Regions from separate parts of the Homo sapiens genome. Here region 1 is linked to region 2. The links are chromatin contacts, found by Hi-C or POLR2A ChIA-PET in ENCODE. All regions are on one chromosome and are shown on one strand. Each heading gives the region's core, a stretch centred on a gene start or an enhancer-like site at or near the end of the contact. The rest is flanking DNA. Distances are from core to core; before and after follow the strand shown.

Evidence for each region. Hi-C counts contacts between places; a loop is a spot of excess contacts on that map. ChIA-PET counts read pairs that join two places held with the same protein, here RNA polymerase II (POLR2A). Pooled maps may share reads with other maps.
Region 1: a loop to region 2 is called in a map with no recorded cell type, with 5 times the contacts of the local background. The contact joins two enhancer-like sites. A Hi-C loop is called at or near these places in 2 of 37 single-sample maps with no recorded cell type and 4 of 50 pooled maps. POLR2A ChIA-PET finds 5 or more read pairs at or near these places in 5 of 52 experiments (BJ, GM12878, activated B cell and 2 more).

Annotation. Positions count from the first base shown.
Region 1 is chr19:16,448,255-16,450,954 of GRCh38, reverse strand. All of the region lies in intron 1 of EPS15L1 (epidermal growth factor receptor pathway substrate 15 like 1), which reads left to right. Among named protein-coding and RNA genes, the nearest start is that of EPS15L1, 22 kb to the left of the region's middle. Within about 2 kb of position 1,359, at least 8 of the 41 ENCODE cell types and tissues checked have a DNase peak (open chromatin) inside an H3K27ac peak, as active enhancers do.
Region 2 is chr19:16,257,452-16,260,151 of GRCh38, reverse strand. No RefSeq gene overlaps it. Among named protein-coding and RNA genes, the nearest start is that of AP1M1, 61 kb to the right of the region's middle. RefSeq lists enhancers at 247-466, 1,332-1,666. Within about 2 kb of position 1,416, at least 22 of the 41 ENCODE cell types and tissues checked have a DNase peak (open chromatin) inside an H3K27ac peak, as active enhancers do.

The DNA of each region.
Region 1 (2,700 bases), core at 110-2,609, 190 kb before region 2:
CCTGTACCATTTATCCAGTTTCCTCTGAAGCAACATTTGCATAATGGTGGTACAGTATTGCATCTGGGATATTGATGATGATGGCTATGTTCAGGTTCTGAAGGAAGAGTCCTGGATTCTCTGGGGACCCAAATGACCACCTTGCGAGACCAGCAGAAGTTGGACATGCCCTGGCCAGGCGTGGTGGCTCACGCCTGTAATCCCAGCACTTTGGGAGGCTGAGGCGGGTGGATCACCTGAGGTCAGGAGGGCGAGACCATCCTGGCCAACATGGTGAAACCCTGTCTCTACTAAAAAATACAAAAATTTAGCCAGGTGTGTTGGCATGCATCTGTAATCCCAGCTACTTGGGAGGCTGAGGCAGGAGAATCACTTGAACCTGGGAGGCGGAGGTTGCAGTGAGCCGAGATCGCACCATTGCACTCCAGCCTGGGCAACAAAGTGAGACTCCGTCTCAAAAAAAAAAAAAAAAAAAAAGAAGATGGACATGCCTGGGGCTCACGGCCTCCGTCCAGCCCAGACAGAACTCAGGGCCTGCAGTGGGGCATGACACAGGGGTAAGGCATGCGTTCCCTGCCCTGGAGAGGAACCGAGAAGCAATAGAACCACCCCTGAGAGTTTAGACATTCAGCAAAGCAGCAAGGTGAATGACATGGACTGGGGAGGGCATCAGAGCACGGAATCAAGGTTTGAAAGCTTTTTTTTTCTTTTTTAAGAGACAGCTCTGTTGCCCAGGCTGGAGTGCAGTAGCACGATCATAGCTCACTGCAGCCTTGAACTCCTGGGCTCAGGTAATCCTTCTGCCTCAGCCTCCTGAGTAGCTGGGACCACAGGCATGTGCCACCATGCGTGGCTATTTTTTTTTTTTTGTAGAGATAGGGTCTTGTTGATAGCCAGGTACAGAACACGTCCCTCCTGTTGCCCTTTTATAGCCACACCCACTTCCCTCCCAGCCCATCTCTTCCTTATCCCCGGCAACCACCACTCTGTTCATTTCTACAATTTTATCATTTTAATGATGTTATGTGATGGAATTATTCAGTATGTAACCTTTGAGGTTTGGCCTTTGTCATTCAGCATAATTCTCTGGAGAGTCATCCAGATTATTGCATATGTGTCAGCTGTTCATTCCTTTTCATTGCTGAGTAGTATTCCATGGTGTGCTTGGACCACAGTTTGCTGAACCACTCACTTATTGGAGGACATCCGGGGTGTTACCAGTTTGGAGCAGTGACATATAAAGCTGTGGCCAACACTGCATACAGGATGTGGTATGAACATGACTCTTCATTTCTCCCGGGTAAATGCCCAGGACAGTTGCTGGTTCATGCGGTAGTTTCATGTTGTGTTTAGTTTTTTTTTGTTGTTGTTGTTTTAAGAAACTGCCAGTCTGTTTCCAGAGTCACCGTACCTTTTAACTTTCCCATCAGCAGTGTATGAGTGGCCCAGTTTGCCTGCATCCTCACCAGCATTTGATGTTGTCACTATTTGTTATTTTAGCCACTCTGATAGCGTGCAGTGGCATCTCACTGTGGTTTTAATTTGCATTCTTCTTTTTGCTAATGATGTTAAACATATTTTCATACGTTTATTTGCCATCTGCTATATTTCCTCTTTGGTAAAATGTCTTTTTGCCTTCAGATCTTTTGCCCATGTTCTTTTCTTCTTCGTGTTTTTTTGTTTGTTTGTTTGTTTGTTTGTTTGTTTTTTAAGAAATCAGATCTTGTTATGTTGCCCAGGCTGGTCTTGAACTCCTGGGATCAAGCAATCCTCCTGCTTTGGCTTCCTGAGTAGCTGGGACTACAGGTGTGCACCACGACGCCTGGCTAGTTTTTTAATTTCATGTAGAGATGGGGTCTCACTATGTTGCCCAGGCTGGTCTGGAACTCCTGGGCTCAAGCAGTCCTCCTGCTTTGGCCTCCCAAAGTGCTGGGACTACAGGTACGCACCACCATGCCTGGCTTGCCCATGTTCTAATTTGATTGTTTTCTTTTTTATGCTGTTGAATTTGAGAGCTCTCTAGTATATATTTTAGATAGTAGTCATTTGTTGGATATGTGCTTTGCAAACCTTTCTTTCTAGTCTGTAGCTTGCCTTTTCACCTTTTTATCTGGCTTTTTTTTTTGAGACGGAGTCTTGCTCTGTCACCCAGGCTAGAGTGCAGTGGCACAATCTCGGCTCACTGCAGCCTCTGCCCGCTGGGTTCAAGCAGTTCTCCTGGCTTAGCCTCCTGGGTAGCTGGGATTACAGGTGCACACCACTACACCCAGCTAATTTTTTTGTATTTTTAGCCATGTTAGCCAGGCTGGTCTTGAACTCCTGACCCCAGGTGATCCGCCTACCTTGGCCTCCCAATGTGCTGGGATTACAGGTGTGAGCCACCGCGCCCGGCCTTTCTCCCCCCCCCTTTTTTTTTAATACGGAATTTTGCTCTTATTGCCCAGGCTGGAGTGCAATGGTGCAATGGTGTGATCTCGGCTCACCTCAACCTCCATCTCCCGGGTTCAAGCGATTCTCCTGCCTCAGCCTCCCGAGTAGCTGGGATTACAGGCATGCGCCACCATGCCTGGCTAATTTTACATTTTTAGTAGAGATGGGGTTTCTCCATGTAGGTCAGACTGGTCTTGAACTCCCAAACTCTGGTGATCCTCCTGCCTCGGCCTCCCAAAGTGCTGGGATTACAGGCATGAACCACCACGC
Region 2 (2,700 bases), core at 167-2,666:
ATATGTGGTGTGGCTGTTCCCTTTTGCCAGCTGCAGCTGCCTGGGGTGGGGGCCGGCCGGGCACGCTTCATCACCTGCCCTGGCAGGCAGTCGCAGGTGCTGGGCCGGCCACTTTACATAGCCACGCTTGGGTTCCTCTGCCCGCGCTGCCGTCCTGCCCCCTTGCCTCTCCCCAGGAAAGGCCGAGGCTCTGAGGTCAGGAGCCGGCTGCGGGCCCCAGTGAGTTCTTGAGTATTTTTATTTCACTTCTTCGTTTCACTTTTACTGGTCCTGGGAGAAATATGCATGTTATTCAGGACCAGAGCAGTCATCACTGGGCCCAAGATGGCACTGTTCTGTGCCAACAAGGGGTCGTGGAGCAGGCAGACCCGGGTTCAAATCCTAACCCCACTGCTTGTTGGCTGGCCACATCACCCCTGGAGCATCTCCTGAGAGGTGCACGGGGTGGAGATTCTGATAGGGCGTGGCCTCTGGGCTGCTGTGTGGCTTCAGGCAACTTCCTGCCCCTCTCTGGGCCTCAACCCCTCTTCTGTAAAATGGGAATAACTACAGCCCATTCTTATAATGTGGCTCAAATTCAGCAGTTATGCGGTGTCACGCTGGGTGCCTGTCCACTGAACTTTTTGGGTGGAGGAGCTGGACCCACCGTATGTTCTTGAACTTGAGAAGCTTGGGCTTGCGTATGGATCCCTGTTGTGTGTGTGTGTGTGTGTGTGTGTATGTGTGTGTGTGTGTGTGTGTGTGTGTTTAGACGGAGTCTTGCTCTTATTGCCCAGGCTGGAGTGCAGTGGTGCAATCTCAGCTCACTGCAACCTCTGCTGCCTAGGTTCAAGCGATTCTCCAGCCTCAGCCTCCGGAGTAGCTGGGATTACAGGCACCAGCCACCATGCCCGGCTAATCTTTGTAATTTTAGTAGAGATGGGGTTTCAACATCCTGGCAAGGCTAGTCTCGAATGCCTGACCTCATGATCCACCCGCCTCAGCCTCCCAAAGTGCTGGGATTACAGGTGTGAGCCACTGTGCCCGGCCAAGGCAGGTTTTAAGATGCAGATTCCTGGGCCCTGCTTTGCATTGGGAGAAAGTGGGTTGGCCCTCAGATGTCGGCCCAGAAACTTCAGAAAAGGCTCCAGGACCTGGAGGTGTGTTTTTCCCTGGGACAGGATCAAAGGAGGGATGTGGGGAGGGGGAAACTGAGGCACAGGGCGGTGAAGCCACTTGCCCAGCAAGTGAGAGTGTCTGCACCAGGACTGAATAGGGGCTAGCTCGATTCAGAGCCAGCACCCTCTGGCCTGCAGTGATGCCCGGACGGAGTCCACCCCTGTCACTCTGTCCCGCTCAGCTCCTGAGCTCCTCCCGGGCCCCGTGTTCCAGCAGCCTCAGGGCTGCCGCAGAACATGAAGCCTGAGGCTTCCCCGGGGAACAGCTTGGAGCCGAGTTGGGGTTTATATAGTGGCTCCCAAAATATCTGGCCGCTGATAGGCTGAGCCGGGTGCAGGCGCGGCTGACCCATGCCGCGCTTCCTGTCCTGCCAAGATGTTTCCTGCCGATAGCCGGGCCCAGCGGCCTTATCTGTGACCTCAGGGACACCCAGGGGACAGGGTGTCCTGGCCTGGGCAGGGGCTGTGGGGAACCAGGAGGGGGTCAGGGCACAGGTGGTGGGTTCTCCATACACACAAGTTTTGGAAGGAGCACTGGACTTGCAGTCTGGCTGCCCAAGAGTTGAAAATTGGCTCTGGGTCTAAACAGCTGTCCCCCAGGGAAGCTGAGCCCCTCTAGAAATCTCAGTCTCTTATCTATCAACGGGGGGTACTGGGGTCTCCATTTCATTTATTTTTTATTTTTATTTTTATTTCGAGATGGAGTTTTGCTCTTCTTGCCCAGGCTGGAGTGCAATGTTGCGATCTCGGCTCACCGCAACCTCTGCCTCCCGGGTTCAAGCGATTCTTCTGTCTCAGCCTCCCGAGTAGCTGGGATTACAGGCATGTGCCATCACACCTGGTTAATTTTGTATTTTTAGTAGAGACGGGGTTTCACGATGATGGCCAGGCTGGTCTCGAACTCCTGACCTCAGGTGATCCACCCACCTCGGCCTCCCAAACTGCTAGGATTATAGGCGTGAGCCACTGCACCCAGCCTGGCATCTCCATTTTTATAAAACACTCGCCATCCCCTTGTGTCCCCTAGCCCAGTCCTCAAGGAGCCCCCAGTCTCAGGGAGACAGAGCTGGACACAGATGGCCACAGCCTGCAGGATCAGGGCTCGGTTGGAAGGCGGGTGGGGATGAGAGAATTTGGAGCATCTGTCTGCGGCAGCTGCCTGGAGGAGGGACATCACAGTTGGGGTTTAATGATATGTAGGAGCTCTCCAGGCAAATGACACGGAAGGGATGACCACGCTGAGGGAACAGCATGTGTGAATGCTTGGAGTCAGAGTGTCACTATCCCCATTTCACAGAGAAGGAACCTGAGATTCCAAGAGAAACTGATTCTGTGGCTCTGAAACCTGGCTCTTTCCTCTGCACCTGCTGACCAAGATCTCAGCTTCCGGAAGAGGACACGATAAGGACTAAGGGCTTCAGATGTACCCCACAATCTGAACAATTATATTTTTATTTCAAAATAATGTTATTACAACCCAAATAGTGAAATTAACAGTATATAATAAATTACACGCATCTACATCTGTATACATATACATATA